Linked DNA regions of Mus musculus: regions 1, 2, 3, 4 and 5 are each linked to region 6. The links are chromatin loops, found by intact Hi-C in ENCODE. Cell type or tissue: left cerebral cortex. All regions are shown on one strand.

Region 1 (5,000 bases), 110 kb before region 6:
AAACAAGACAAAAAAAATAAAATCAACAAACAGGATTGGTTCCCCCCATTCTCTAGAAAGGATTTCACAGTGTGGCCTTGATTGTCCTGGAACTTACTCTGTAGACTAGGCTGGCCTTAAAAATCAAAGAAATCAGCAGGGCGTGGCAGGCGAATTTCTGAGTTCGAGGCCACCCTGATCTACAGAGTGAGTTCCAGGACAGCCAGGGCTATACAGAGAAACCCTGTCTCGAAAAAAAAAAAAAAAAAAATCAAAGAAATCAGTCTGTCTCTGCTTTCTGAGTGCTGGGATTAAAGGCATGCATTCAAGCCAGGCTGCTTGAAACAGTCTTACCACATAGCCTAGGTAGCCAAACTTAAGACATTTCTGCCTCAGTTTACTGAGTTCTAGGATTACAACTGTGTACGATTCCTGGCATGGAATCCCTCCTTTACATAAAAACCCCTTGACGTATTTCAAGAGTGTACTTTATTCATACTAAATCTTTATTCTAAGCAAAAACTTTCTCAATTTCTTGAAATGTTTCTAAAGTGACATCTTTCATCATGCAGGTTGATCTCCTGTGTAAGGTAGTAAGAATAACCTCATTTTATTTTGAGACTGAGTCACAAACATGTGGTAACCATCCTGCCTCAGCCTCTTAAGTGTGGCAAATACAGATGGGGAGGCTGAAATAACCCTTTCACAGGAAGGAGTAGCCTATCAGACATCCTGCACATCAGGTTTTCACTGTATGATTCATAACAGTAGCAAAACTACAGTTATGAAGTAGCAACAAAAATAAATGTATGGTTGAGGGTCCCCACAACACAAGGAATTGTATTAAAGGGTCACATAATTAAGAAGGTTGGGAACCACTGCCCTAGGTATTATCAAGCAGCACTAGGATGCTACTTAAACACAAAATCACACACATTGAAACAAAAAAGAGAGGAAATTCAACACATCTGTTGTCTGGATAACTGAATAAAAATAACCCAAAGGCGTCTAGAATCCCAGCACTTAGGAAGCAGAGGCAGGTAGATGTCTATGAGTTTGAGGCTAGACAGGGCTACATAGCAGTGAGACCCTTTCTAAACAAACAAACAAACAAACGGTAAATAACTAAAAAAATTTCTCCAAGCCATCAATTTATAAACAGTGGAACTAGCAGGGCAGTGGAGGCCAGCCTGGTCTACAGAGTGAGTTCCAGGACAGCCAGGGCTATACAGAGAAAACCCTGTCTCGGAAAAACAAAAACAAACAGCGGAACTTGTTTCTTTGCTTCTTAATTGGGGGTGGTGGTGGGCTCAGGTCCTTCATTTGTTAACACCCTAACACTGAGTACCCTCAAAGGAAATTTGAAAAAAAAAAAAAAGTTACCTAATAAAAATCTGAGCAATTCATACTTTTGTTTGGTTGTTTGAATCAGTGTCTCACTCTCTAGCTCAACTCACCTGAATTTACTATTTAGCTCAGTCTGACCTTGAATTGACTGTAACCCCCTCCCTCAATGCCCCAACTCATATTCTTCAAATTTTTTATTATTATTTACATGTACAACATGTGTATATTAGTGCTAGAGGAGGCCAGAAGTGTGTGTCAAAACTCCTGGAGTGGTTGTGAGCTGCCAGCATGGGTACTAGGAACTGAAGAGCAACAACCAGTTTTAACCTCGGAGTCATCTCTCTATCCCCCAAATCATATTCTTTTAATAACTTCAACATATTCACAAGGGAAGCAAATAGATTATTATTAAGGGAACTGCCAGAAAAGTACTGATAATCCGAGTGAAGACCCCAGCACCCGTATAAAAGCAGAGCATCTAATGTTTCCAGTAGTCTGGTGAGATCAGAGATTCTCAGATCCCCGGAGCTCATTAGCCAGCAAGCCTAACTGAATAAATGAGCTCTAGATTTGTTGAGGGACCTTGCCTCAAAATATAAGGTGGACAGAGACAAGGAAGACATTCAGTTTAGATCTCTGGTCTCCATATACATGAGTACACAGATACATACATATACCACACCCACAGAGAAATTAATCAAAATATATTAACTAATGACTTACTGGAGGGTAGGAACATTTGTGTTCTGGTGAAGACAGACCTTTGCTGGTCCACCAACTAGAACTCTACCTAATGGCAGGTAAGATGTGGCACATGCTTGTCATCCCAGGCCTCAGTGTAATGAAGCAAGGGGATCACCATGGGCTTGAGGTCAGCCTGGGCTACATAGTGACACAAGGCTAGTCCAGGTAAATGGTGAGACCTCTTCACTGATATGGCTGGAGCTCTTCCTAGGCATAATGAGGACACCCCAAGTCTCTTCAGCCATACTTGCCTTTTTCTCATCGTCATCAGAAGCTTTCTTAAATTCATGTTCAAAGGAGCTAGCTAGTTCATTGAAGAGCCCCACTTCCTCACAGTTCTTCAGGAATCTAGTTGGAGTAGGCGTTTGATCTGTAGACATAAAAAGAAAAGAAAAATATATTTAGTTTTAATATAAGATTAAAATTTGAGAGTGCACAGGGATTGTATTTTTATTCTATTTGGAGATAGTGAATTTGTATTAGGGCAAAGCTTTTTTTTTGAGTTTTAGTGGATGGATTGTGGTTCTCAGCTACCACAGGGTGTCTGTGTTGTACTGTCTCAAGGCCAGCAGGGGCAGACAGGATAATGTTTGTGTGACTAGCCAGATATCCACTATCTCTCAGTGCTGGATTTACATTTTTTACCCCAATGAAAATACAGCCCCAATAAAACAAATCATTCATGAAACCTCTAGATTTGAAAACTGAAGTTAAGCAATGCTTCCCTTCTAGTCACACACCAGGCCAGGTCTATAGTGAGTAGACAGAAACAGATGGGTGTTAAAATCTGACGGAGCACAAACTGAGGATCAGATTGCTGAGTTTGCTCACTAAAGCTACCTAATAAGGAATGGTGGCTGTGTGCCACTGAAAGGTCTGTCCCTTTCTGAGGCCATTCTAGAGAAAACTAGAGACGAGGGAACAAGACAGTAGTATCATGAGTTAGAAAAGGAAACTACAAACAATAGCGCTTATTTCAGAGACACGATGGGCCCAGAACAAAATCCAGAAACCAGGCTATTTGGTTTAGGTTTGCTGGTCAAAGTATCCCCACAGGGGCTGTGCAAACTTTTTTCTTAACACACTGCCTCTGCCTTTTCTTTCCTTTTTTTGGAGAAAAGTCCAGGTGATCCTGGAATCTACAATCTTCTTGCCACTCCCTCTCAAGTGTTGGGATTACAGCAATGCGCCACAAAGACCAGCTTCTTTGTTCTTAAGGAGGTGAGAGCTCTTCATAAACTAAGGGAACTTCTGAAGTGACTTGAGCTTCATTCAGGTCATAGCTTCTCCCTCACCCTGCTGCTTTTCTAGAGATGAACCTTGTTCTTGGGCCTAATTCTAGTTTGTTAGATTCTTTGATGTGCTTATGATCTCAAGGATTCGTCTATCCCAAACAACTAAACTGACTGACAGGCACAGAATAATGTTTCAATTGTATTTTAAGCAAAGACCTAGTGTTGAAATTGTTCCTTTTAGCATGATTAGCTGGAAATAGTCCAGTGGGATTTTCCATGGAAAACATTTTTTTTTTTTTTAAACTTAAACAAAACCTCTTCTGAATTAAACTCTTTAGAAAAGTTACCACTATTTCCTAAACTAGTTGTAAAAGGTTCTCTGGATACTGTGGTTAGCTGGAGATAAAGCCACACTCCTCTTTACAGTGAGGAGAGCGGTACCATCCTCAGTAACACAAATCACACCTCAAGTGGAAGAAAAGGGCGGCTGGCAGTACTGAGGGCAGGAGAAGAACTTGGGACTTCTCCTATACCCTGCTGCCCATGTGCATTTCTTGGTTTAATTTTAAAATCTCCCCTATATTAAACCTGATTTCTCATTTTCAAGGTGGCCTCTAACTTTCAACTGCTTCTGGTTCCTGAACAAAAAATTTGAAAATATATTAACAAGCCTAATTGGTTCTGATGATTCCTAAATGTTTACTGAATAATTCTGTATGCTTTGGTGTTACATCCATAAACTTAGATGCACATTTGGAGAAGACATAAAGGTATAAGCAAATATGAGACATGAATATTTCTATAGACAAATAAGAGAATGCTTTTTTTTTTTAAAAGATTTATTTATTTATTATATGTAAGTACACTGTAGCTGTCTTCAGACACTCCAGAAGAGGGAGTCAGATCTCGTGATCGGATGGTTGTGAGCCACCATGTGGTTGCTGGGATTTGAACTCCTGACCTTCGGAAGAGCAGTCGGGTGCTCTTACCCACTGAGCCATCTCACCAGCCCAAGAGAATGCTTTTTAAAGAAGTAAAACTAATATATGTAGATAGCACCACAATGGGTAAAAATTAAGTGCTATTTGAGATGCAGAATAAAATTACTATAAACATAAAATAAATACACATTAATTAATTACTAGGGTTGTTAGGAAAACCTTCAAGCAGGGCTTGAGCCAGGCCTTGGGAAATAGTGTTGGACTGTAGAGAGAAGAGCTTTAAGAGCTACGAGAAGCTGGGCAGTGGTAGCGCACACCTTTAATCCCAGCACTTGAGAGGCAAAGGCAGGCCTGGTCTACAGAGTGAGTTCCAGGACAGCCAGGGCTATACAGAGAAACTCTGTCTCAAAAAACCAAAAAAAAAAAAAAAAAAAAAGAGAGAGAGAGAGAAATAATGCTGGTGAAAGCACAGAGAAAGGTTATCACACATGGACTAGGAGAAAACAATGTTTAGATGACAACATTGGCATTTTATGCATAAAACTTTCACATAAAATTGGGTAAGTACTATGAGACTCTATTATGGAAAGTCTGAAAAGCTAGTTAACCTTAGAGAGAAAGCATAGTGAGAGATTGTGACCATAAGACCAGAATGTAACGACTAATTTGTTTTTTGTTTTGCTTTGTTTTGGTTTGGTTTTGGTTTTTCGAGACAGGGTTTCTCTTTGTAGCCCTGGCTGCCTTGGAACTCACT
Region 2 (5,000 bases), 590 kb before region 6:
CAGTGGCTAAGAGTGCTTGGTAGTCTTGCAGAGGATCAGGGTTCAATTCCCTGCTCCCAGGTGGTGGTTCACAATTGTCTGTAATGCCAGTTCCAGGGAATTTCATGCTTTTCTCATTGGTTATTTACATCTCAAATGTTACCCCTCCTTCCCAGTTTTCTCATGTTTTTATATTTTTATGTAGGAGTGCTTTGTCTGCATGTACATGCCAAAAGAGGGCATCAGATCCCTTTATAGATTGTCATGAGTCGCCATGGTTGCTGGGATTTTAACTTGGGACCTGGAAGAGCAGCCAGTATTCTTAACTACTAAGCCATCTCACCAGCCCAACTAAATACAAGTAAATATAAACTGTAGGACAGTTTTAGGACTCACATAATAAAAACATCAATCAGCAAATGCTCATACGTGTAGTCTTGTTTTGTTTTGTTTTGTTTTGCTTTGCTTTGTTTTTCGAGACAGGGTTTCTCTGTAAAGCCTTGGCTGTCCTGGAACTCACTCTGTAGACCAGGCTGGCCTCAAACTCAGAAATCCGCCTGCCTCTGCCTCCCGAGTGCTGGGATTAAAGGCATGCGCCACCACACCCTGCTCAACATGTAGTCTTATATAGTCTACCTTGTATTGCACAAGTGATCTTATTGTTGGTTAACTCAGTGGCCTAGAGTGCACAGAGTCCCTGGGTTCAATCTCCAGCACCTACCTTGTCAGCCTGGTTTGGTGGTGCATGCCTGTGATCACAATACTGAGGTGGAAGCAAGAAAATCAGAGTTCAAAGTCATTCTTGGCTGCTTGGGCGTTTAGTGGTCCGCTGGAGATGCATGGGGGTGGGGCACAAAACTTACACATGTCTGCATGTGAATTGGAACAGAGCGAGTGCTTTAGGACCCAGCCTCTGATGAAGTATTTTCAAACACAGTAAGTTAACTGTAGCTCAATCCAGTGGCCAGACCTCGGTAGTCTAACCTTAGAATTTGAAATATGGCATAGTCAACAACTGATTCAGAGAAACTGAACAGACTAAGGATCATGTGATCTGACTGATAGACTATCAATTTTTTAGAGTCACATTAGCATTAAGTCACTTTTTTTTAAAAAAGGACTGACTTATAGTCATCTCTTCATTTGGGTTGAACATTCAACCTCTAACACTTGAGGCTGTTGTTACATACATAATGCTGTCTGTAGCATTCATAGCAAAACAGGGTACCTTTATTTTCTCCCAACAGCTTTTGAATTTGAAAAAGCAACTTTCTTTTTAGTAAGCATTAGTGTATCGAATTAGAATATTCTCTTGAGGGCTGGCGAGATGGCTCAGTGGGTAAGAGCATCGACTGCTCTTCCAAAGGTCCTGAGTTCAAGTCCCAGCAGCCACATGGTGGCTCACAACCACCGGTAATGAGATCTGACGCCCTCTTCTGGTGCATCTGAAGACAGCTATAGTGTACTTGTGTATAATAATAAGTAAATCTTTTAAAATATATATTCTTTCTTGAGTTGAAAGGTGAGAATTGAAAGGACTCGTGATTGTTAAAAAAAACATGAAGCTTGAGTTTCAGGACAGCCAGGGGCTATACAGAGAAACCGTCTCGAAAAACCAAAAAAAAAAAAAGAAGAAGAAGAAGCTGCTGGGTGAACCATCCCTTTAATCCCAGCACTTGAGGAGCAGAGACAGGCGGATCTCAGAGTATGTATCCAGCCAGGACTGCATAGTGACAACTATGAAGCTATTAGGATAATAGCAAAGCTCTTAACTTTTGGAGGAGGGAACAGTCACTGGTTACCAGAGCTGACCTCAAACTTGAAATCATCCAATGGTACTGAGTTAACAGGCCGATTCCTACCCAGCCAGGTAGGATGGTTTTGCTTTGGTTTTGGTTTTAGGGGAAGTTCCCCCCTTAATGGCCTGGTGGTGACTTTGTTCTAGAACTCCTCTTGGTCCCTTGAATTGACTGTGCTGGGTCTGAAGTTCTGAAGGTACAGAGAATTCAGGTTATTTGCATGCCATTTAATCAAATGCTTTCAAATGCCACTGGGGGCAGCAGGCATTTTACCGTGGCTATGATAACCTGCCATAGAAGTTATTTCCTATTCAGTGTCCTGAAGGAAGAGCCCTTCATGTGCTAGGAAAATACCTGAGGTTTCCTTTCCTTCCCTCTGGATAGATTTTTTGAGTCTTCCCTGTGGTTATTTAACAAGTAGACAATACACATAAAGTATTGTATAGCTTTGTGTAGCTAGAGACTGTTACATGTAAGTAGGAACTGGTTTTCTTTGTATTTAAGGAGCAGTGTATATACTAGCATGTTAGAATTTAGATTAGTTTTATCTATATAGTTGTTTTACCTGCATGTTTGAATTCAGAAGGGGCCAGATCCTCTGGAGTTATGGGTGCTGAGAACTGAATTTGGGTCTTCTGTAAGGGCAACAAATGGCTCTTAATGACTGAGCCACCACTCCAGTCTGTTAGTTTTACTTTTTAGAAAGCACTTTATTACAGGAATGGTAAAACAGAAACACTTAGATCCCTGAACTCAATGCTACCTTGGTTTATATAGCAATTTTTTTCCCATTGTAAGTCATTTCTAAATTAAATTATCTTTCTTTGGTTTTTTAAGCTTTCTCTGTAGACCAGGCTGGCCTCCAACTCAGATCCTCCGGCCTCTTCCTCAAGTGCTGGGATTAAAGGTATGTGCCACCACTGCCTGGCTAAAAATTTCCAATGTAACTGGAGAGTGATTTGTTGTAAGGCCTTTGCCTTATTTGTCTATTAGTAATAAATGAAGGATTTCTCCATTGTAGTCATATTTCCCAAAGGGTATTAATGGATAGCTTTCCTTTTCTATACCTAAAGATGTTGTATACTTAAGCATTTATAGTTTTGTGGGACAGGGTCTCGTGTATACCAGGCTGTCCTCAGACTCACCCTATAGCTGAAGATGGCCTTTAACTTCTGATCTTCCTTCCTCTACCTACTTAGTCTAGCATTTCAAGTGTATCCTGCCACACTCAGTTTATATAGTAAGGATTAAACCCAGGACTTCATGCTTCTATGCCAGCAAATGAGCTATTCTCTACCACCACCACCACACACACACACACACACACACACACACACACACACACACACACACACACACAACTGTCCTCTCCTGTCTCAAATATTATGCCTGACTTCTTGAATGTTTTGTGTTTTCTCCACATTTATATCTGCGTAACAATTCTTTTATGATGTGAATTCCACAATCCAGTTATCTGGTAGGTCTTTGTTGATTTCTTTACATGTCTTTAATGGTTCAGGATAAGACTTAAGTACTTACTTGTCTTTGAGTAATCTTTCTCTCTTTCAGCAAAAAAGAAGAATAAGAAGGGGAAGACCATCTCCCTAACGGACTTTCTAGCTGAGGATGGAGGAACTGGTGGAGGAAGCACCTATGTCCCCAAACCAGTCAGCTGGGCTGATGAAACAGACGATCTGGAAGGAGATGGTAATTTCCCTTTGTTGTTGTCCTTGGAGCTATCATTGTGCTTAAAATTAAAAGTTCACTGTTTTCTAAATAAAATGGTATTCCATGATTTGCCTCGTTTGTGATTAGAAAGGATTTTAATTTGTACAGCTTGAAATTTTTTATGTGTTTCAGGGTATTGGGTTTAATCTCTGGTTGACTTTCAAACTAAAGTGAACTTTGAGCATAATCACATGCTGGGCCTGGCTATTTATTAAGACTGAGCAGCTAGGTGTGGTGGTGCGCTCACTCTGTCTGTTACAGGGTACTCTAAATGTGTAAGGCTAGCTCAAGGGATACATCGTGACTGTTCTGTATTTCCCATGTAGTTAATTCCTATTTTGTTCCCTCAGCCTATTTTCACCTCAACTTGATGCCAGCAGCTGAATATACACAACTTTGTCAATTGCGTTGTGATATCACTCATAAGGAAAACCTAAAAGCTTTGTGGTGTTTTGGTTGGGTGGGTGGGTGGGTGGTGTTTGGAGTATGAGCTCACTATGAATCCTTGACTGGCGTAGAATCCATAGAGATCATCTGTCCTGGAATGCTGAAATTGAGGCTTGCGCCACCCAGCCTGGCCTTGGTTTTGGTTAGGGTATATATGTTTCGGCTTTGTGTTTCAGACAAGGTCTCCTGTTGCCCTATGTGACCTAGACTTGATATTTCAGACAAGGCTTATCTCAAGCTATCAGAGATCTGTTCACATCTGCCTCCTTAGTACTTGAATTATAGACATGCATACCACACCTAGGGCTTCATCAGTCTAGCCAGTTTTCTTTCTCCATTCCTACCCCACCCCCCAAAAAACTTATTGCAAATTGACTACTTTGTGTGTGGCCTCTTTTATAATGAAAACAGGAAGTTTTATATAGCTTATATATTCTCTAAATGTTGAAACTAAATACAAATTCAGGGACCAGGACTAGGATAGTTGTTTTTTTGTTTGGGTTTGGGGGGAAGACAAATCTTGAGGAAGCCCTGGTAAGGTGGTATGAGCTGTAATTCCTGGGATTGGGAAGTAGAGACAGGAAGGCCTCGAGCCCCAGGGTAGACACACACTGTCTTCACAAAAGCAAAGGTGGGGAAGGGGCAGAGCACACAAGCCCCGCCCATGTGGGAGTGAGAGCTGTCAAGAGTGCTTAGCGTGTTGAGGTAGAGAGGATCCTGGTCAAATGCTTTACCATCAGATAATTGTCTTCACTGAGTTTTGTTTTCTGTATATAGAACAGTGTCGCAGGCTTCTCAGGCTAAAGTGTTTTATAGTAAACATGTGAAGGATTTGGTTCATAGATTCCTTAAAGAGTGAAATGAGAGAAAGCAGTCAAAGGCCTTAAGATCCACAAAATAGACCTTGAGTACTCCTTACTTTCTGTTTTTTTTTTTTTTTCTTTGTTTATGTGTAATAATTGTGTGCCTGTTGGATCCCAGCCACCATATGGGTGCTTGGAAATTAAACCTGAGACCGGCAGGAGCAACAAGTGCTCTTAACTGCTG
Region 3 (5,000 bases), 87 kb before region 6:
GTGTGTGTGTGTGTGTGTGTGTGTGTGTGTAGGCACATACATGCCATGGCACTTGGAGGTCAGGGTCAGAGGACAACTTTAGGAAGTCCGTTTTCTCTCCTATCATGAGGAACTTAAAGACTGTCAGGCTTGGAAGCAAGCACCTTTACCTGCTGAGCCTTCTCAAAGGCTCCAGTCTGACTATTCCTCCAAAATCTAAACATACTCTTTCCAAATGATCTTGTGATTGTACTCTTGGGTTTTTACCTAAATGAATTAAAAATATATGTCCATATAAAACCCTGTACATGTTTGAAATCATAATTACATAAAGCTGGAAGCAACCAAGATATCCTTCATTAGGTGAATGGATAAATAAGCTCTGACATCCCAAAACTAGGATATTATTCAGTACTACAAAGAAATGATCTACTTAAGGCAAGAAAAGCTATAAAGGAATATAAGTGTATATTGGTAGGTGAAAGAAGCTAATTTAAAAGGTTACAGGTTGTGATATTCTGGAAAAGATAAAATCATGAAGATAATAAAGAACAGAGGTAGCTGGGAGAGAGGGATGAACAAGCACAACACAGGATTTTTAGGACAGTGAAACTGTTCCATATGATGTGACAATGACATAAACAAGTCATTATATATTTGTTAAAACGTATAGGATGTGCAACATCAAGAGTGAACTCTAATGTAAATTCCTGACTCTGATAATGTGTCAGTGTAGGTTACTCATATATAACAAATGTATCAGTGTTTCAGTGGACTGATAGTGAGAAGTTGTACATTGTGCTCATGGGTGGGGGATAGATGAGGACTCTACTTCCTACTTAATTTTGTATGAACCTAAAATTGTCTTTAAATTTTTTATTAATAGGGCTGAAGATTTAGCTCAGTTGGTACAGTGCTTGCCTGGAAAGCAGGGGGCCCTATGTTCAATTTCCAGAACATCATAAACTGAGCATGGTGTCTAACACCTGTTATCCTTTTTTTGTTTTTGTTGTTTTGTTTGTTTCTGAGACAGAATTTTTTTTTTCTGTGTAGCTTTGGGCATTCTGAAACATAGTCTGTAGACCAGACAGGCCTTGCCTCCTGTAAATCAGATTGCCTCTGTCTGTAATTAAATCAGACTGCCTCTGCCTCTGCCTCCCTGTGCAGGGACTAAAGGTGTGGGTACTGTATATTTATGTACCCTGCCTCAACAAGGTGAGGTCTCTCCAAACTGTCCTCTGATCTTCATAAACATACAATGGCATGTATGCACCACACTTACATCATACACCTCCAAAATATGATATTATTTATTTATATATATAATATATATTTTAAAACACCCAAGCTCCTGCCGTGTGCGATAGGACACACCTGCAACCCCAACACTAGAGGGACCAAGGACAAAGTCTCATTGTGAATCTGAGATGAGCCTGGGCTACCTGGGCTACAGGAAACCCTATCTTAAAAATAAGGAGGACAACAATAGGAAGGAAGAAAGAGCACATATACAAAAATGCTCTAAAAAATAAAGTCTATTAATTTAAAAAAAGGAAACACTGTTTAGTAATGTTCACCCAGGACAGGGGCTAATAAGAACCACGATAAGAAGAATGCAAAAAAAAAAAAAAAAAAAGAAAGAAAGAAAGAAAGAAAGAAAGAAAGAAAGAAAGAAAGAAAGAAAAGAAAGAAGGACATAGAAGAGATGAGAAGAAAGGAAAAGAAAAACTATAGCTTGTTCTCAACCCACAGAGGACAAGGAGGGAAACTTGAAGAAAGGAGGATGTGACACTGGCCCTTTCACAATGAAGTCTTATGGTGATTGGTGGGTAAACATCAAAAGCTATCTCCCTCAGAGGTAGAAAAGCCAAGAGGCTTACACGGGACACAGATCCTCAGCAGAACAATCACCACCATTAAGCCTTTGGCATCACCAATGCCTTTCCATGTGGCTAAGGAATCAGCTTGGCACTGTAATTTGTGCTGGTGCCAATCTCTATGGTAGATTGAGCTATTTTTTCAGGAAAGTCAAGGGATAATTGCTTAGTATCAAAAGATTTGGCCCTCGGGAAGATAAGGAGCTGTTTCTTTTGCCCCAGGACAAATTTTTTCTAGAACAGTATTCATGGCTCTTCAAGACACTGCGTCTTTCATAAGCAGAGCTGCAATTCTGACTGCCAATCTGCTGAATACCAAATGGAGTGCTTAGCTTTCTACAATGACGCAAAGGACAAAGCAAGGCTAGATTTATTCTGCAGTGCCACTCGGAGATTTTCAAAGGTAAAAAGGAAAAACTCTTTCCTTAAATTACAGGGAATTACAAATTCTGTCTGGGATGTAAAAGACAGCTATGCTCGCTCAAAATCTGGCATCATGGATGTGAACAAGATTTAAAAGCCAGAATGGTGGCTGGCAATTTGAACATTTAGAACAGAAGTTGGTTCAGTACTTCAATCTGCCCGCAGAGTCAGCAGCCACACAAAGCACATGGAGATGCCAGACTGGAAACGAGCTAATTTCACAAAGCTCATTCTCATTCTGTCTGTACTTCACACGATCGCTAGAAATCCAGATTCTTACCCATGCATCTTAGATGCTATCTTAAATAGCAAATTTTGTTGTACAAAGAAATTTCAAAAGCAAACCACAAAGATATTGTCTCAAATCTTTTCCCTCATGGTATTTCCCTTCTTAAAATCTCATCCCCCTTCTTAAAATCTTATCTATAAACATGATAATTTTGAGAAAATTAAAAGGCAAAATGTCATTAAAATAAGGTATTAACATTTTCCCTCATAGTTTGTATCATCTCTTCAGGATGAGAATTCAAAAGAAAAGCTTTCCTTCAAACATCCTTACTAAAAAAATAAGAGCCACGTGCTACAGTTTAAAGGACAGTATACCTCGTTGGTTAAACAGATTCAACAATTAAAAGAGGAAAGAAAATGAGGCTTGAAAGGGAAGATACTCAATTTTTGGTGAAAAATGTTTTGATTATCTATAGCAAACAAAGAAAAAGGGAACCATAAACGTAGTAGTAATGAAGCCCATTTTATTTCGTAAATGTGCATAACTGTGCTGAGTCCTGTAACAGGTACAGAAGCAAAGGGACCAGTAAGAGTGAAATGCTATGAAAAAACAGGACAGAATTTCCCCCAACAAAATACAAACCCTTTCCATAAAAATTTATGAAATGAGAACAAAAATAAAGATGTTTGTTTTATAAATAATATTAGGAAAACAATAAATGTCTTAAGTTTAAGGCCTGAAACTGAGTTACATTTCTAATACCGGTCATTGTAACTCATTTAAAAAGGTTTGTTATTTGCTAAAATCTCAACTAAGCTCAAACCCAGGATTTAACCAAAGTACTTCTGAAGGAGCTTTTCTCAAAATATCAGAAGTTCAATTTATAAATACATAGTATGCTATTGAAGTTACCCGCTGAAAAGCTTAATTCAGCCTGATTACAATCCTGTGAGCAGAATGTTGACATTTTCTTTCTTAAGAAAAATCTTCCAGAAAGCACCTCACATTTGGTCATAATGCAGTTTATTGACATTTCTTTTCCTCTTCACATAGCTGGGAGGAAGAGAAGCTTCAGAGCCGCTGTGTGTGCTGTGCACTGTACATAATGGCCTTTACTTGCCATTGTGCACAGCCTGTTAAATATTTACAACACAGACAGCAACATCGAGTCCTAAACACCCAGTTGTGAGTTTGAATTTTTTTAGAAATAAATCTATGACAAATTTTCACCAGCAAAATGCCAGAAGACTTTACTAACAGCTTCAAGAGACCCAGAGGGTCCAGAGGAGCAGTTACAGGCCATCTGGTGATTACTTATTATTATTTATACCGCACTGTTGATGTACACACAGATGTGTTATGAATCCACATACAGAGAGGCCTTAACAAGGACTTCAGACAGAATGTGACTGCTGAGCAAGTCAATACGCATTAAAGAAACGCATTAACTAGAGAGAGCGAGAACACCAGGCTTTTCTTTTTTAATATGCTGAATTGGCTGAAAGATTATTTGATTAAAGAATGATGAGTTCTACACAGTGATAGCATCCAACCAGTTAAAACTCTAGCAATATGTGGTTTAGCAATGGTGGCAAAGTGAGTTAAGTGAAAGAAGAGACTGTGAGATCCAGGCGCTTTATAAAGTCATCAGTTTGATTAAAAAGTATTAAAGAAATAAGTAAATAGTAAGATAGATGGGTGTGAGGAGGAGTTTAGGCTTAGGAAGAATTATTGAAATACAAAGATACAGGATCTTATTTTATTTGTAACACGAATGCTCTGACAAAAATTCCAACACTCCCATTTCTTTTTAAATACTCAGTTGTATGCAGGAAAAACAAGAGTTAATGAATGAAAAATTTTCAGTTTAATTTCCTAATTATAGCTCCAACTATATTCATACAGCATCATTTAATTTTTGTTTGTTTGGTGGGGATGGAGGGAACAGGCTAAAGCAAGGACGCTTTAATGTATTATATGCTTTTAATAATAGCACAATATATAACACAAAGAGCTAAAATAACCCAGTAACATGTGTTTAGGAAGAGCATCAAGAGATCAGATTTGACTTTAAGAAACCAGTTAATTCTTAGTCCTTAACGCCTCTGAGCATTTTTAAACCTAATCCCAATTCTGTGTTAATACATACTTGTAGACCAGTTCCATCACAGGTTACATACAACTACAGAATTCTCAAAAGTGGACTGGAAATTATTGCAAAATCAACATTTTACAAAAATAAGGCTAACATTTGGCCTAACTGTGTATCATGTAGTATATTTTCAGCTGCCTGACAGCATGCAGTCACCCCTACCAGATGGGAACTAAATGAATTATTGAGTAAAATATGAATTATTAAATGAAATTTTGAGTTAAAAAAATCTTAGCAGGGGGTAAGAATGAAAAGCTTATTTGTTTGTCTAAAATTGCCTTCACCTGTCCTAGCATACAAACATAGCATGCATACACCACCACAAGAGCATTTGCCTACC
Region 4 (5,000 bases), 120 kb before region 6:
AAAGATCTACCCTGCTTGGATCCTAGTATAAAGAGCCTTTCTTCAAGGAATGCAGCTGAGTGTGGCACATGCCCTTAACCTCAGCTGTCAAGAGGCTGAGGCAGGAGGGTCATGAGTTTGAGATCTCTCCCTTAAAATATTCCAAACTAAATACAAATGAGAAAAGCTAAGAAAAAAAGAAAGCAAGAACTCAGCAGTGATTGACAAGGGCGCTGCAGCCTTTCTCCAAGAGGAAGACCACCCAGCTCAGGCAGAGCTCTACTGTGTCCAGAACTGCTGCTGGCTTTGGGGAATGAGCAGCTCAGAATGGTGGGAAGCCCCAGCTTCTAAGAAGACACACAAATGAAAGCTCATGTTGTTGGCCAAGGTTTATGGCAGCATATGGCCATGAAATGCCTGGACATGTGGTGGTAGCTGATGAAGCAGGTGGTGACATCAGTAAAACAGAGACGAGGCAATGAATGTAATTCTAGACACCAATCTCAGGTCGCTGTCACCTGTCCAGTAGAGACAATTACAAGAACCGGAGCTATTCAGTTCCTAAAGAATTGTATTAAAATGGAGACCTTGTTGAGAAGAGATTAGGCAACTAACTGGGTCCTCCTCTGGCTTAAAAAAAATTTTTTTTTTATTTTAATTTCTCTGTGATGAAAAGGGACTAGAGGATTGGTAATGAAAGTTCTTTTTTGTATGTGTTTTCTTAGTTTTTAATGAACCATCTATTTTACTACTATAACAATATATTGTATTAATATATTCTTTTTTAAAAAGATTTAATTATGTATGTATATGGGTGTTTTGTCTACATGTACATCAGAAGAAGTTATGGGGGCTGGTGAGATGGCCAGCGGTTAAGAGCACTGACTGCTTTTCCAGAGGTCATGAGTCTAAATCCCAGCAACCACATGGTGGCTCACAACCATCCATAATGAGAAACAAACAAACAAACAAAAAAATAAGTTATGGGATCCCATGGGACTACAGTTATAGACAGTAGTGAGCTGCCATGCTGGGAACTGAACTCAGGTCCTTTGGACGAACAGCCAGTGCTCTTAACTGCTGAGCCATCTCTCCAGTCCCAGTATCAATATATTCTTTTTTTCCCTAAGATTTATTTATTTATGTATGAGTACCAGAAGAGAGCATCAGACTACATTATTGATGGTTATGAGCCACCATGTGGTTGCTGTGAAATTGAACTCAGGACCTCTGCAGTTCAATTCAAATCTGAAGAGCAGATCTGAACTGCTAAGTCATTTCTCTAGCCCCTAATATATTCTTATGAGTCTTATGCCATAAACTCTAATCCGGTGACTGATAACTTTTTTTTTTAAAGATTGTTTTTTTTTTAAATTTATTTATTTATTATATGTAAGTACACTGTAACTGTCTTCAGACACTCCAGAAGAGGGCATCAGATTTCATTACAGATGGCTGTGAGACACCATGTGGTTGCTGGGATTTGAACTCAGGACCTTTGGAAGAGCAGTCGGCACTCTTAACCACTGAGCCATCTCATCAGCCCCGTGATAACTTTTTTGTTATGACTTAACAGATAAGCAGGAGATACAGAGGCCTCTTCTGCAAAAGCTCTGCATAATTCAAGCTGTTTGCATTTATGCCTAACATGAAGGTAGATAATGAATAGTTTGTTTTGCTGTAGTCAATCTACCAAATAGCTGGTTACCCCAAAAGCTAAATTTATTCTTTTCCCATCTCATGATTCTTGAAAAACAGATATAACATAAAGAGTAGGGGCAGCACACCTGCAGTGCTCGTCCAAGGGCACAACTGACCTGTGGCTGGGCAGGGGATGGGGCATCTGGGTGCTGGATGAGGATCTGGTTTTGCTCTGGACGGGCAGTCACCATGGTGCTTGCAGTACCCACCACCATTCCACAACCTCCATTGATTGAAGAAACTTGATGGGTCAGCGTGGCTTTTAGTCTCTATGTGGAAAGATTATTTAAGAAGGCAAGAGTGAGGTTCTGTCAAGGATAGGAAGGATGAACTGATTGTATTACTGATCTTATAATTAAAATTCTTGCCCCAAGTTTTTCTTAACAGGGAACTAAAAGAAAATGACAGGAAGAGAAAAGTGCCCACCTGGATCCCTGAAATGCCTACTCTTGTTCCCTGACTATTATCCTGGGCACAGCTGGGGACTGGGGCTTGTGGAAGCAATAGGTCCCACATGAAAGCTCTCTCCTGGAACCTGGCCAGATGCTAGTTACGCAGCTATTCACCACTTGGCCAGCTCCCCTGCCCACTCACCCCCTCCATCTGTTGTCCTGGAACTGAAATAGCAAGTGTTCCATTCCAAACAATCTGTGCTGCTTCTTCCTGTGCCATGGCCTGTGCCAGGCTGTAAGGGTGGGGACAGGAGACTTAGAAATCAGGGTCTTTTCCAACCCCACAGCAGAATATCTTTAGCTATGCAAACCTCAGAAGGTTCCTTTGCTTGGTTCACTTGAAAAATCTAGACTGTTATTACTTCTTCTAGAAGGCCAACAATTAGAAGTACTCCAGACTAGGGTATACTCACCATTTTGGCTTCTGACGGCATAGGGTGGCCAGAGGGAGAAATGGAGCCACTGTTGTTAACCGGTGGGCCAGGTATACCAGGAATGTTGGGCACCATGGACACAGGTCTGGCCAGCTAAATCAAGAGAAGGATCAAAACCAGGAGATATGGTAGCATTTGTTTTCCCCAAATCAAGTGTTTTTGAGATTGGTATGTCAGGGTCTGTTCTGTGTAACCTGCTCACAAGACAAGCAGGGATAGCCTGGGAAATCATCTTTCCTAAGGAGTACCACAGAGTAAGGAACCTCATTCTGCAGTCCTTTTCTGTGGGAAAGACTGAGAGTGTATCTTCAGGAAAGGGGTAAGCAGTGCAGGAGAAGCTATGGGGTGAGTGAAGTCAACCAGTCAGCAGGTTGGCAAGATCAACTCCTTGACTAGGAGCCAACTGTCCAGATGAAGCTTTGTCTAGTGCTTCACAGTGTTGCACTGGCAGAGGTTAGTGAAGAGTTTGGGCACATTGCCACACACAACTAATACAGTCCAGGCCCACATATCCCTGGGGTCTTGGGGTTATGATCATTCAGGTGGAAAGGAGGAATCGGTGTGCTGGTAGGTTTGGCTGCTCAACTACAAAGCTCACCGAAATAACAGAAGGCATCTGTACTGGAGGCCCTGGCAACATAGGCATGGTCTGTCCATTAGCAAGATGCATGACGAGAGGGAGGGAGCCAGTAGGAGATCTGCAGGAGAAATGAAATATCACAATATATTTTTTAAAGGATTTATTTATTTTATATATGAATATATACAAAAACATTGTCTTCAGACACACCAGAAGAGGGCATCATATCCCATTACAGATGGTTAGAGCCACCATGTGGTTGTGGGAATTGAACTCAGGACCTCTGTGTTCTTAACCACTGAGTCATCTCTCCAGCCCCTAAATATCACAGCCTTGACCCTTTGCCTATTGGCCTTCCTTGTACAATCAGAGAATGTTTTTTACAGTCTTCTCATTGGGGACGGTATAGAGTAGCACTATAAAACCTTGACATTCTCTTGAACATGGAAAAACAGATGGTGAGAAATGAGTCTGTTTTCTAGGGATTAAACAAAAATGCTTTAGACACATCAGGCAAGCCCTAGTCTACTTGCCTTAGCCTACAAAGCCTTGGTGTTTTTCTGGTGCTAGGGATTAATAGAACCTTGGACCTGCCAGGAAAGTGCTCTACTGAGCTACACATCAAGCCCCACAGTCTAGAAATACCTTTATACCTTTCAAATTAATTGAATTCAATGGCTATGAGTTAACTCTATTAGGAATTTGGGATGATTAAACATCTCTACCACAAATAAAATGTTTTATTTTAGGAAATAATTTCAACAACTCATTTTCTTAGGTACGTAAGAATAAATTCCCGGAGCCAGCTTCATTATCAATCCCAGAACTCAGGAAGCAAAAGCAGGATGATGGTTGGGCAGTGGTGGCGCACCCCAGTTCCAGGACAGCCAGGACTACACAGAGAAACCCTGTCTGGAAAAACCAAAACTAAAAATAATAATAATAATAATAAAAAGCAGGATGATGAGAACTTGAGGCCAGCTGTACTGGCTGGTTTTGTGTGTCAACTTGACACAGGCTGGTGTTATCACAGAGAAAGGAGCTTCAGTTGGGGAAGTACCTCCATGAGATCCAGCTGTGGGGCATTTTCTCAATTAGTGATCAAGGGGGAAATTAGTATCCTTGTGGGTGGGACCATCTCTGGGCTGGCAGTCTTGGGTTCTATAAGAGAGCAGGCTGAGCTGGGCTTGGTGGTGCACGCCTTTAATACCAGCACTCGGGAGGCAGAGGCAGGCGGATTTCTGAGTTCGAGTCCAGCCTGGTCTATAAAGTGAGTCCCAGGACAGCCAGGGCTATACAGAGAAACTCTGCCTCAAAAAAAAGAGAGAGAGAGCGAGCAGGCTGAGCAAGCCAGGGGAAGCAAGCCAGTAAGTAACATCTCTCCATGGCCTCTGTATCAGCTCCTGCTTTCTGACCTGCTTGAATTCCAGTCCTGACTTCCTTCAGTGATGAACAGCAGTATGGAAGTGTAAGCTGAATAAACCCTTTCCTCCCCAACTTGCTTCTTGGTCATGATGTTTGTGCAGGAATAGAAACCCTGACTAAGACAAATTGGTACCAGCATAGTGGGGTATTCCTGTGACAGCCTGACCATGTTTTGGGGAGGACTGTGGAAGGACTTTAGAACTTTGGGCCAGAAGATCCATTCGGTGTTAAGAGTTCTGTCAAAGTTGTGTAGGAGCTTGGAAGATAATGTTGAGAACAGTGCAGAAGATGAAGGCCTGGCTTGTGAAATTTCAGAGGGAAGATTAAAGACTTTTTTTCAGGGCCGTTGCTAGTTTGATTGTGAAGATTCTGTGGTTCTGGTTAGCTGGGGCTGAAGAATCAGCTGTGATTAACAAGATACCAGAACTA
Region 5 (5,000 bases), 150 kb before region 6:
CATGGCAGGCAGGCTTTATGCTAGGGATGGAACCCAGAGTCTTGTCTTTGCTTCTTGCATGCATGTTTGTCAGGCCTTTACCACCTGAACCACCACTAGACCCTGATACAAAGTTGTCTTTTCTTTTTAGTTTGCTGAGACAGACTCAATGTAGTCTTGACTACCCTGAAACTTGTAGTGTAGACAGGCTGGCCTTGAACTCACAGAGATCCACTTGTCTCCACCTGCCTCCACTGTGCTGAGGCTTCTACCAGCCACCATGCTCTGTGCTTCCTTTGTTTACCTCCTCAAGACAAGAGGTAATAATGAGGAAGAAAGGGAGGTAGAGAAAAAAAGAAAAAAGGAAAATAAAGAAAAATGCGACCTGCCAGGTCTGTCAGCACAGGCCTCAAAGGCTCAGCTATTTAAGAGGCTGAGACAGGAGAATTTAAAGTTCAAGCCCTGAGAGGTAACTTAGTGGCACTGTCTCAAAAAATTTGAAAACAAATAAACAAACAAACAAACAAACAAACAACCCAATGGTGTACTTTGGTGGTAGAAAGCTTGCCCAGAATGTAGGCCCTGGGGTCAATTCCTAATACCATGAATAAATAGATAAAACTGAAGAACAGGGCTCTTCTCTGGAGCTCCCTATGCCCCAGAACAGCATGGCCCCTATCCTGGTTCACACATGACCGGGCTTTCTGAGGGCAAATGGACAAACTCTCCTAAAGCCACCATGTCCTCTGCTGGCATCCTTTCAATGGATTCTAGAAAAGCTGCCACCTCCCATTCTCTTACTCCCTAGGCATGGGCAGCAAAGGCAGAGGTGGGTGCTGGAATTTCGTGTTCTCTATCATTTTATTATTAACCCCCATTCCCAGAGACTCAGAGCAGTAACTGCTTTTAACAGGGTTTTGCTCTTGTGAAGAAGTCTAGGAAACCCCAGCCACACCTTCCATCTTCCACCTCCATCCACCAAAGATCTAGGACTTGGCAAGTATTGGACCTTGGGGTCTTCCTGGAAGTCAACAGTTGGTTAGACCCAACTTGGGGCCCAGATAACTTTCCATGAGAGATGGCAGCACTCTTGAACTTGTAAACACTAATGTTTGGACAGCAAGGCCCAGAGGGAACTTGGGCTGTTTCCTTTCCAAATTCTTGCTACTGGTGTAAGCTTGGGATGACCCTCTGCCTGAAAACCACGAGGCGGCTGGGAGAATCAGAAGAGAGTTTAGAGTGAGGCTCCAGGTGCCTGGGGTGTGTGAGACCTCATGTGCATGCTCTTTTGGTTGAAGGCCAAAGAGGCAGAAGACAGAGAGCCGCAAGGCTCCTCCCTGCAGCCCTACTACTGTTTATGGAACCCACCCCTCTTCTCTTTCTACCCTCAGCCAAAGCCTTGCCTACCAAGATTGTAAGCCAAGGAGTTTGGTGAGTGTGTGAGAAAAAGGGAGGTTTGTGAAGCGCCTGACTAGGGAAATGGGTTAAGGAAACCAGAGACGAGCAGGCAGAAGAGAGAGAAAACTACATCCAAATGGAGGACGGGGTGCAACAGCTGGACGGTAGGGAATGCCACAGCTGGAGATTAGAGGGATTACAGATGGACGGGGGAGAGGGCCCTGCCAGGGCATGCAGGTGTAGGTGCAGCCTAATTTTCAGGTAGAGCCTATTAGGTGCAGGAGTGGGGGAGGGGGGCGGTGGGTATATTAGGCCTTGCCCTTCCATCCCTTCCCTGGAGGGGGCCACAATTCTCCCTCCTTTCTAGGTCCTGAGGTTGAGGAGGAGAGGACGTGCTCTTGCCCGCTGTCCTTTAGGTCTTCCCCTAGCCACCCTCATCCTCGCATAATCCACCACAGCTTTGGAGGCTCTTGGTCTCCAAGCTGGGCCGCCGCATCCCTCAGCTTCGCCCGGTTCCTTCCTATCTCCAGGCGTCGGGTCCAGGGCTCTAGTTCCTTCATACCACAGCTTCAGCATCCTCGAGTCACCTCCTCCCCCACCACGCCACAATTGTATCCCGACCCTCCCTCCACGCCAGGATCCCAAGACCCGAACCCATCCCTGCCCCCCACCCCCACAAGTCGCCCAGGCTCTCACCTCGGGGGCTCCGCGGCCGCAGCACAAAAGGCGGCGCTGCTGCAGCTCCGCTCCGGATGCTGCTCCCGCCTCCTCCTCCTCCTCCTCCTTCCCTCCTCCCCCCGTTGCCCTCCACCGGACCTGGAGAGCTGTCACCGGCGATGCTCGTGTGGAACTCAGGTGTACGGGTGTCAGCCCCAGCTTTTAGCCCCCACCCCCTACTCGAAGCCCCGTCCCCACTCGACTTGAACTCCCGCTCCTTCCAAAGCCCCCGCCCCTGGCCCCCCGGGACGGACACGCCCTGAGCGGGGGATGCTGCGCTGGAGTCGCCGGCCTCTTAAAGGAGCCTGTGGCTGCCATCCGGCGCGATCCAGGCTCCTTCCTGGAGGTGTTCTACGGCAGTTCCACTTTGGTCCTCATGCGGAATCTGTAGGATCCCCTTGTGACCTGTCTTACAGATTCTTTCCTACACCCCGAGAGCGCAGTCCATCAGTATACACAACGCTCTGGCACTGGTCCCTTGTCATACCGACATCTCCAGCTGGCCTTCCCTCGTCGCTGCTCCATTTTCACCCAATTGGAATCCACCCAGCCGTAGGTCCCTTCCCACTTCTGTGCTCCTGGATGACCGATCGCTCGTTTTCATTACTGATTCCTCTTACCTCTAACCCTATTCCTTTCTAGCAAGACATCTTATCCTAGACCCATTTTAAAAAACACTCTTTGAATCACGTTTTTCGTGGTATCACTTTCTCCTTCTGTCCAAGGTCACAAGATTTCCCATATTTCTTTCACTCTGGTGGTATCAAGGCTTTGGAGAGCCAAAGGTAATCGTTAAGCTCTGCGCGTATATTAGTTCGTTAATTATTCCTGTGCTCTTTCAGGTGAGACTAAACACAGAAGGTCCATCTAATGATTCTCGGGACAGTTAAAAGAGGTTCACTAGGGCTGATCTAAAGAGGCACGAACCCTGTCAGGCTGCGTGGAGTTAGTGAAGAGAGGCGAAGGACAAGCCACAGAAAAGCAACGGGTTTTTTGACACGGAGTGCTGAGAAGCTTACGCTACAGCCTGGGAGACCGGGTCTGAGGAGAACTCCGGACTTATAAAACCCCAGAGCTCTGGGGTGGGGGTGGCCAGGTAAGGCACACCCTCTGGGGCAGCAAAAGGACTTCGGCCAATCACAGCCTTTCCTCAAGGAGAAGGCTACACCTTTCCTCGTCTCCGCCCTCTGGGCCAAGTGACCAATCTGCAAGCGCCTACAGGAAGTCGCTCTCAGTATAGCCAATAAAGCAGCGAAGCCCGCAGCGGCGCCCGAATGACGCGCTGGCGCCTGGGTTCTGTAGTTCTCTCAGGGAGACAGACCTTACCGCCCCGCCCCTGGCCGCCTACACGCAGCTAATACGCATGCTCACAGTGTCGGCTTGGGAGGAGGCGGTGCGCAAGGAGGAAGGCGGGAATGACATTAGGAAAAAAAAAAAACCAAAAAAACAAAAAACCCAACCCACTCGTAGTAGCTTGGGAAGCTTCCGCCGAGGGTCTGCTCCTCCCAGAAGGCGGTGCAGATGCCCGGGCGAGTCTCGCTGAGGGTTGTGGGGCGGGTAGCTCGGATCCATAAGAAGACACAAGGAGCCGAGTGGGCGGGGGACTCCAGATCCCAGCATGCCCCGCGGCGGGCCCTACCGGCCGCGACTCCGGGCTTGGCCCCGGCCCTAGCTCCTCGGCGGTGTACTGGGGTGCGTGGAGGCTGTAGTCACGGTGGCGCCCGCGGGGACGGAGGAGGGAATGAGTGAAGAGGATCAGGGCTCCGGCACTACTACAGGCTGCGGGCTGCCCAGGTGAGCTGCCTCGCTTGGATTCCTGAAGGACGAAAAGTGTGAGGTGGTGAGGAGGGGCGGCGGCGCGGCCCCAGCATGCACCTGGCCTGAGGGTTGTTCCCAGCAAGCACTGGGGTAGTGGGCAGAGGTTCCCGGCATGCACTGGGGCTGTGGCCAACGCCTCCAGCTCTAGTTTGGGGTTGGCTTGATTCCCAGACTGCACTAGAGCCCTGGGCTTTATGCCCCGACGTTCAGTGTATTTGGTGGGTACTGGGTTCCCGAATTGTATTGTGTCGGGGGAAATGCACGTTCAACCAGCACCACGGCACAGGATCCCTCGCCTTAACTGAGAACAGTACATTCTCCACTTGCCTTGGGACCTTGCTTTCCCTCATGCACCTTAACTTTTAACCCAGCCAATGGATGCTATACTGCCTGGGAATTCATGGACCCTATAATGTGGCTAGGTCTAATGTGACAGTGATTTGCCAGGTGGGTGCCGAAAGGGGAAGTGTGATGTTGGTCTGTGCCCCTTCCCAGCATAGAGCAAATGCTGGCCGCCAACCCGGGCAAGACCCCGATCAGCCTTCTTCAGGAGTATGGGACCAGAATAGGAAAGACGCCCGTGTACGACCTTCTCAAAGCCGAGGGCCAAGCCCATCAACCTAATTTCACCTTTCGGGTCACCGTTGGCGACACCAGCTGCACTGGTGAGGAAGGCCTGGGCAGCCTGGCTGGGGTGTGCATTCACAGGGCCCGTGGCTTAATATCATGCGATCACCTCACAGTCCTCTCCTTTAAAGCCAGGGAGGGATGGAGATATTTCAGGGGGAAAGAAGGATTGGAACAGGGCTGTGAGACGGTGGACGGGACCCGAGAGACTCACTGGCGAGAACAGGAAATGTCACAGAGATCTGCTACTTTATCACCCCAGAGGAAGAGTAAATGAGACATTGAACTCCTCGTGGGTATTAGGGGGAGCACATACTCTGCTAGCCTTCATGCCTCACATTGAACACGAAGAACTTAGTATGAGAAATTAAATGGTAGGCTCCAGTTCACATGTAATAAGTGGCAGAGCAGAGCTTTGACTTCAGACCCTCAGTTGTCTCTATTTCCTATTTACCGAGGGA
Region 6 (5,000 bases):
TAGCATCTCACTCCTTAAAATACTGATTTCTACTTTAACAAGATACAGCCAATCAATGAGGGAAACCCTAGCATTAATCTAATAAGCATCAACTGTAAAATTTCACCACTCCATTAAGGGGTATTAAGTTTTGTGTCTTCAAGATCCAAAGGAAGAATATGTAAGGTAAAGGTTTAGGACAGTGTCTTCCTCAAGTGAAGCGAGAAGTCCACTTGAATCAGAATTATCTGAGGGAATATATATATATATATATGAAGTGACTGTCACTGGGCCAGCAGCATGGCTCAGAGGGTAAAACCATGTGCCCTATAAACCTGATAAAACAAGTTTGATTCTTGGAGCACATAGTGGAAGAAGTACTTCCAAGAGCTTTCTTCTGATCTCCACAGGCACATGTGCACCTGCACATTCACACACATAAAATAATTTAGGACATTTTTAGATTTGTATGTATGTTTTGTCCGCATGCACACCTAGTGCCCAAGAAGGTAGGTCAGAGCTGGCACTGAACTCCCTAGAGATGGTTATGAACCATCACACCGGTGCTGGGAACCAAACTTGGGGCCTCTGGAACAGCAGCAGTTGCTCTTAACTTCTGAGCCATCTCTCCAGTCCCTAAACACAAGATCTCTGGTGCCAATATTTTAAACAACTTTTCCAATCATTTTATATTTAAGGTATACAATGGTATGGCCTCAACAACACTAACAGGTTGTCAGTGAGAGAGAAAGGACTGTAACTCTGTAATTTCACTCAGAGGGAGGCCACACTGGAGGTAGAACCTAGGACCTTAGTGCAATCTAGGTAACGTGTCCTACCACCAAGCTACGTCCCCTGCTTTTTCTCTCTGAAGTTTGAATAGCCCATAAACTAAGATGCTCAAAGTATAGGCCTGTTAAACACTACTCCCTTAAGTACACTGGACGCAACCTGTCCAAGGCAGATATGCTACTTGTAAATCCTGAATTTTACTTTTAGACCAATGTTTGTCTTCAGGCTGGCTCTATCTAAAACTTTACTTTTTGCTGGATTCGGTGGAACACATCTATCATCCCAGCACTCAGAAGGCAGAGAGGCAGACAGAGCTCTGTGAATTCTTGGCTACACAGTGCGACCCTGTAACAAACTCCTCCCTTTTGTCTTTATGCAACCTAAACCCAGATTTGATGCCCACCTACTCAGGTTTAATTGAGTCGAAACCCAGTACTTCTTTAAAACTTTTGCAATAGAGGCTTAAGCTGGGTTGATGGCTTAGATGATGGTGCCTGCCACACCCCGTGCGCTGGGTACCTATGGAAGCAGGTGGCCTGAAGCTGACTGGCTTGCAATCAGAGTCGATGAGCTTCAGGTCAGTAAGACATCCTGTCTCGAAAGGTGAGGGTGGAGTGGAAATGCCCCCCACATTAACCTCTCAGCATGCATGCATACATGTCACCATACACGTGAATAAAGGGAGGTCTGAAGTTAGGCATGGTGGTATGTGCAAGTGATCCTAGCACTGGGGAGGCTGATGCAGAAGGATCATAAATTTGAGGTAAACGTGGGTTAGAGTCAAGAAGCCAAAATAAAATGGAAGACGTTTTTCCAAAAACAAGTTTTAACATGGTAACTTATAAAATGTAGTTCTGGCAATACTCTAATTACTGCCCAACCCACTGCTTGCTTGCAGAGAACTCAGTAAACAATTCTTAAAAAAAAAAAAAAGTAGGGGAATTAAATTTAATAGTTTACAAACATATGGAATAGTATAATCTGTTGCTGGTGTGTAATAAACCCAAGCGTATCATTCGGCGAGCCCTTCCAGTGGTCACTTAATATGGGCAAGCCCACACCAGAGCAATGAAACCCTCCACAATGAGAATTCCCCACTTAACCATTCCGTTCCTTAAACCTTCCCACTAGCTGGCAGGTATAAATTCTAAAGCTCGTATTGCTCCCATCTTCTGGGCTTGCTGCCTAACAGAAACCTCCATTTCCACCATTTAAGATTTTATTTCTAACTTCATTAGTATGTCAGGGCCTTCATTAGAGGCAACCAGTTTCTAAGGGAACAGGCCTCGCTCAGGCCTCACTCCTGCCACCTGTGCACAGGCCGGTTAGCCTGTTCTGTTACTCTCTACCACGTTCAGTTTATTTCAAACTGAAGGATGCTGACTAGGGAGATGATGGCTTTGGACGGTGAACTAGCTTGACTGCGCCAGAGGTCCTGAGGTTCAAAGTCTGCAAGCTTCAAAAAAATAAAAAATAAAGGCTATTTTGATTCAGGATGACAAGGGGAGGCAAAGGTAGGAGGGGAGAGTCTGGGGTCATGACAATGGTGAAAGGCGTGTGGGTGAGCGAAGAGCACCCATAAAAGCCTTGGTTCGCGCCCGGAGAGAACACGCTCGCCAGCATCTGCCTTTCGCCGGCCGCAGAGCCCCCAACCCCCGTGAGACACCCAAGATGGCGCCAGGCCCGCGCGGTTAGAGGTCATCGGCACGAGGAAGGGGTAGCCCTCCGCGTGGGGATGCCGGGACCGCGAGGGCTCAGGGACCCGCGTGGGAGCTAGCAAGGTCAGGGCGGCCACGCGTCCTCGCAAGGGGTACTGCTGCGCGCGCCTGCGCGGCACGAAGAGGACGCGAGGCCTCAAGGCCTTACCTGCTCCCAGGGCAGAGAAGACAGAGAGGGGCGGGGGCGCGGGAAGCGCGAGGGAAGGCTCTGCGCATGCGCGGCCGGAGCCAACGAGTCGCTTTTCTCCATGGATAGAGTGGACACAAGCTAGAGGATCGGCCGGGACGCCACAGCTCCCTCTGCCAGGTTGGTGGTGTCTTGGGGGACAAGCACTCCACCTGGCGTCCAACAGGAGAAACTGCAAAAGGAGCCCACCGTGCACGGAAGAGCCGCCAACTCTTGCTGATCTGCAACGTGGTGGAACTGTGGACTGCACAGCATTTTTGGAGTCTTGGACTCGAGTCCCCTTTCCGAGCATGCGCAAAGTTAAGGAAAAAAAAAAAAACCAAAAAACACCCTACCCAGTCTACTCGGAAATTGTTTATAGCATACAGTAGGGATTGGGGTTCAGTGCCTAAAATGTAGCAGGGGAAAATAAAATCACAGAACTCTTGGCTTCTTGTCACCCTCAGGACACTGGCAACGTTGGGTGGGAGATGGGAACTGGCCCAATGCTATTAGCAAAATGCCATGGCAGTTTCTGCTTTAACTTATTTTTATTTTTGTTTTCCCTATCTCGTTGATGAGCAAAGCATGAAAAAAACCCAGCATCTTCGAGTCATAAGACTGGGGGGGTAAACAAGGCCTGATTCTCCCTTTTGTGAGTCCTGGGATCAATTAGGGATAACCGCACCTGTGGCCTGCAGTAGGGGTGCGAAGTCACCCCAGGCGACCAGTTTACCTCCTGTCGGACTTGCTGGGGGGCGAGCTGGAATAAGTAGTCGCCTGCGAGGTGCTCTCCCCAAGCAAGCCCCTACTTTTCTTCACTGCCCTTTCGCCCGTCCCTCCCCCAGTGGCGGTGGGCGGGGGCTTTCCTGCGCTAGTCCTGGAGCAGGCCTTTGTGTACACGCAGGAACGCACGAGCCTAGCAGACGGCTGCAAGGCTGACCCAGCCCCTTAGCCCGGCTGTCCGGTTAGGGTGCTTGGACGCAGCGCGAGAAAGACGGGAAGAGCTCACCAAACCCCCATAAAAAAATAAAAAGAAAGCCGCGGCTGTAAATAAAGGCAAATCCGCCACCCTCTGAGGGGCCGTTTGTCCTCCCCTCCTTGGCCCCGTCCTTCCCGCCACCCCCTCCCGGCCCCCGGCCCCGCGGCGCCCCGGCCCCAAGCTCCTCCATTTAATCGGATTTGGGAGAAGGGGAGGATAAATCACGGCAGCAGCTTTACGGTCCCGGAGGAGAGGCGAGCCGCAGCCAGGCACACCCCGGCCGGCGATAAAAACCGCCGCTGAAAGCCCACGGAGCAATTTCCCGGGACCCCGAGCGACGCCATTACAGGAATGTAATTTTGCCCGGATGAGGCCCCGAGTTTAATTATCCTCGCGGAGGAATTTCAATGCGGCCAATCCATCTTGCAGGCGGGCGGCAGAGGGATTTATATGGGCCCGTTATTTCACACCGATCCTCCATCTGCATTTTTATGGCCCTGAGCTCCTGAAAGGGAGGGAAAGTGTGGGGAGAAATGGAAGAAGAGGGTGGAGGACTCCCCGCCTTTCCTAAACCTTGGATTTCAGCTGGATTAGGATGCTCGCAGGTTCTCCTGAGGTCCCCAAATCTCCCTCCAGTGCCAGTTGTTGACCTGGGCAGGGGCAGAACCGGGATCTTTAGGAAGCAACAGGTATTTTTCCAAGTACTAAGCAGTGTGAGATGCCGTGTGAGAAAAGGCAAACCCGCCACCCTCTGAGGGGCCCAGGCTAGCAGGGCTTAGGAGTTGGTCCCTTGAGGTTCCCTGAACACCCCGCTCCGCCAAAAACTGAATTCTTTGTAGCTCTTAGTTTCATACCCTAAGAGGCACAATCTATAGTTCTTAGGAGCTGCCGCCACCAAATGGTGTTGCAGCTGTTGGTTGCGACAATTTAGAGATCTCGTATATATATCGCTAACAAAATCCCGGAGGAGGATGAATCAGAGAAAGGGCCTGTGAGGAGCTAACCCTGGCTTCTCCTAAAAGTTACTGCAGAGTCTGATAATTCCCTGGCCCGAGTGGTAGGATTTAGTTAGACAAACCTGAGTTCCCAAATCACATGTGACCTTGGGCAAGTTATTTAACCCTTTTAAGTCATTTTTCCCCTCTCCTTTTAAAATTGGGTATAATAACAGCGCTTACCCTGCAGCCTATATTGAGATAATAATGTACATGAAGCTTTTAGCAGAGGGCTTGGTACTCAGTAAAAGTTCAATAATCGCCATAATCATTATCGTTAGTATTATAGTTACGATCACTGCAATTTAATTCTGTCATGCTCCCGTGAGACTGTTTATTGTGAAGGGTCCTTGCACGGTTATCTCCTG

The links. Hi-C counts contacts between places; a loop is a spot of excess contacts. Peaks named below come from ENCODE experiments on the same cell type or tissue, not always from the same donor. Only the 100,000 strongest peaks of a DNase experiment are listed, where the experiment ranks them.
Region 1: it touches region 6 in a loop (2.7-fold over the local background); 16 of 42 quality-filtered maps call a loop at or near these places.
Region 2: it touches region 6 in a loop (5-fold over the local background); 2 of 42 quality-filtered maps call a loop at or near these places.
Region 3: it touches region 6 in a loop (4-fold over the local background); 10 of 42 quality-filtered maps call a loop at or near these places.
Region 4: a loop joins it to region 6, with 4 times the contacts of the local background. A loop is called at or near these places in 17 of 42 quality-filtered maps.
Region 5: it touches region 6 in a loop (9-fold over the local background); 5 of 42 quality-filtered maps call a loop at or near these places.

Annotation. Positions count from the first base shown.
Region 1 is chr15:102,555,139-102,560,138 of GRCm38, forward strand. It overlaps Atf7 (activating transcription factor 7), which reads right to left. Exons shown (of 12, transcript NM_001310067.1): 4 at 2,322-2,440. Among named protein-coding and RNA genes, the nearest start is that of Npff, 33 kb to the left of the region's middle. In left cerebral cortex, a CTCF peak has its summit at 2,626; DNase peaks (open chromatin) are centred at 2,672 and 2,859.
Region 2 is chr15:102,078,629-102,083,628 of GRCm38, forward strand. Eif4b (eukaryotic translation initiation factor 4B) reads left to right here. Exons shown (of 15, transcript NM_145625.3): 2 at 3,348-3,485. Among named protein-coding and RNA genes, the nearest start is that of Eif4b, 7.4 kb to the left of the region's middle. In left cerebral cortex, CTCF peaks have their summits at 1,440 (motif pointing left) and 2,031; no DNase peak of the experiment used is centred here.
Region 3 is chr15:102,581,868-102,586,867 of GRCm38, forward strand. All of the region lies in intron 2 of Atf7 (activating transcription factor 7), which reads right to left. Among named protein-coding and RNA genes, the nearest start is that of Atf7, 41 kb to the right of the region's middle. In left cerebral cortex, no CTCF peak of the experiment used is centred here; DNase peaks (open chromatin) are centred at 2,206 and 2,397; H3K27ac peaks cover 3,561 bases.
Region 4 is chr15:102,544,609-102,549,608 of GRCm38, forward strand. It overlaps Atf7 (activating transcription factor 7), which reads right to left. Exons shown (of 12, transcript NM_001310067.1): 7 at 3,165-3,264; 8 at 2,546-2,659; 9 at 1,797-1,949. Among named protein-coding and RNA genes, the nearest start is that of Npff, 22 kb to the left of the region's middle. In left cerebral cortex, no CTCF peak of the experiment used is centred here; DNase peaks (open chromatin) are centred at 377, 2,279 and 2,963; H3K27ac peaks cover 2,045 bases.
Region 5 is chr15:102,514,715-102,519,714 of GRCm38, forward strand. It overlaps Map3k12 (mitogen-activated protein kinase kinase kinase 12), which reads right to left and starts at 2,290. Exons shown (of 16, transcript NM_001163643.1): 1 at 2,074-2,290. Tarbp2 (TARBP2, RISC loading complex RNA binding subunit) reads left to right here and starts at 3,478. Exons shown (of 9, transcript NM_009319.3): 1 at 3,478-3,888; 2 at 4,408-4,577. The coding sequence starts at 3,836. In left cerebral cortex, a CTCF peak has its summit at 1,738; DNase peaks (open chromatin) are centred at 1,922, 2,415, 3,376, 3,618 and 1 more place; H3K4me3 peaks cover 4,166 bases; H3K27ac peaks cover 3,649 bases.
Region 6 is chr15:102,668,381-102,673,380 of GRCm38, forward strand. It overlaps Atp5g2 (ATP synthase, H+ transporting, mitochondrial F0 complex, subunit C2 (subunit 9)), which reads right to left and starts at 2,667. Exons shown (of 5, transcript NM_026468.2): 1 at 2,638-2,667. Mir688 (microRNA 688) reads right to left here and starts at 3,486; the gene lies at 3,412-3,486. In left cerebral cortex, a CTCF peak has its summit at 2,822; DNase peaks (open chromatin) are centred at 2,095, 2,774, 3,522, 4,088 and 1 more place; H3K4me3 peaks cover 3,303 bases; H3K27ac peaks cover 3,055 bases.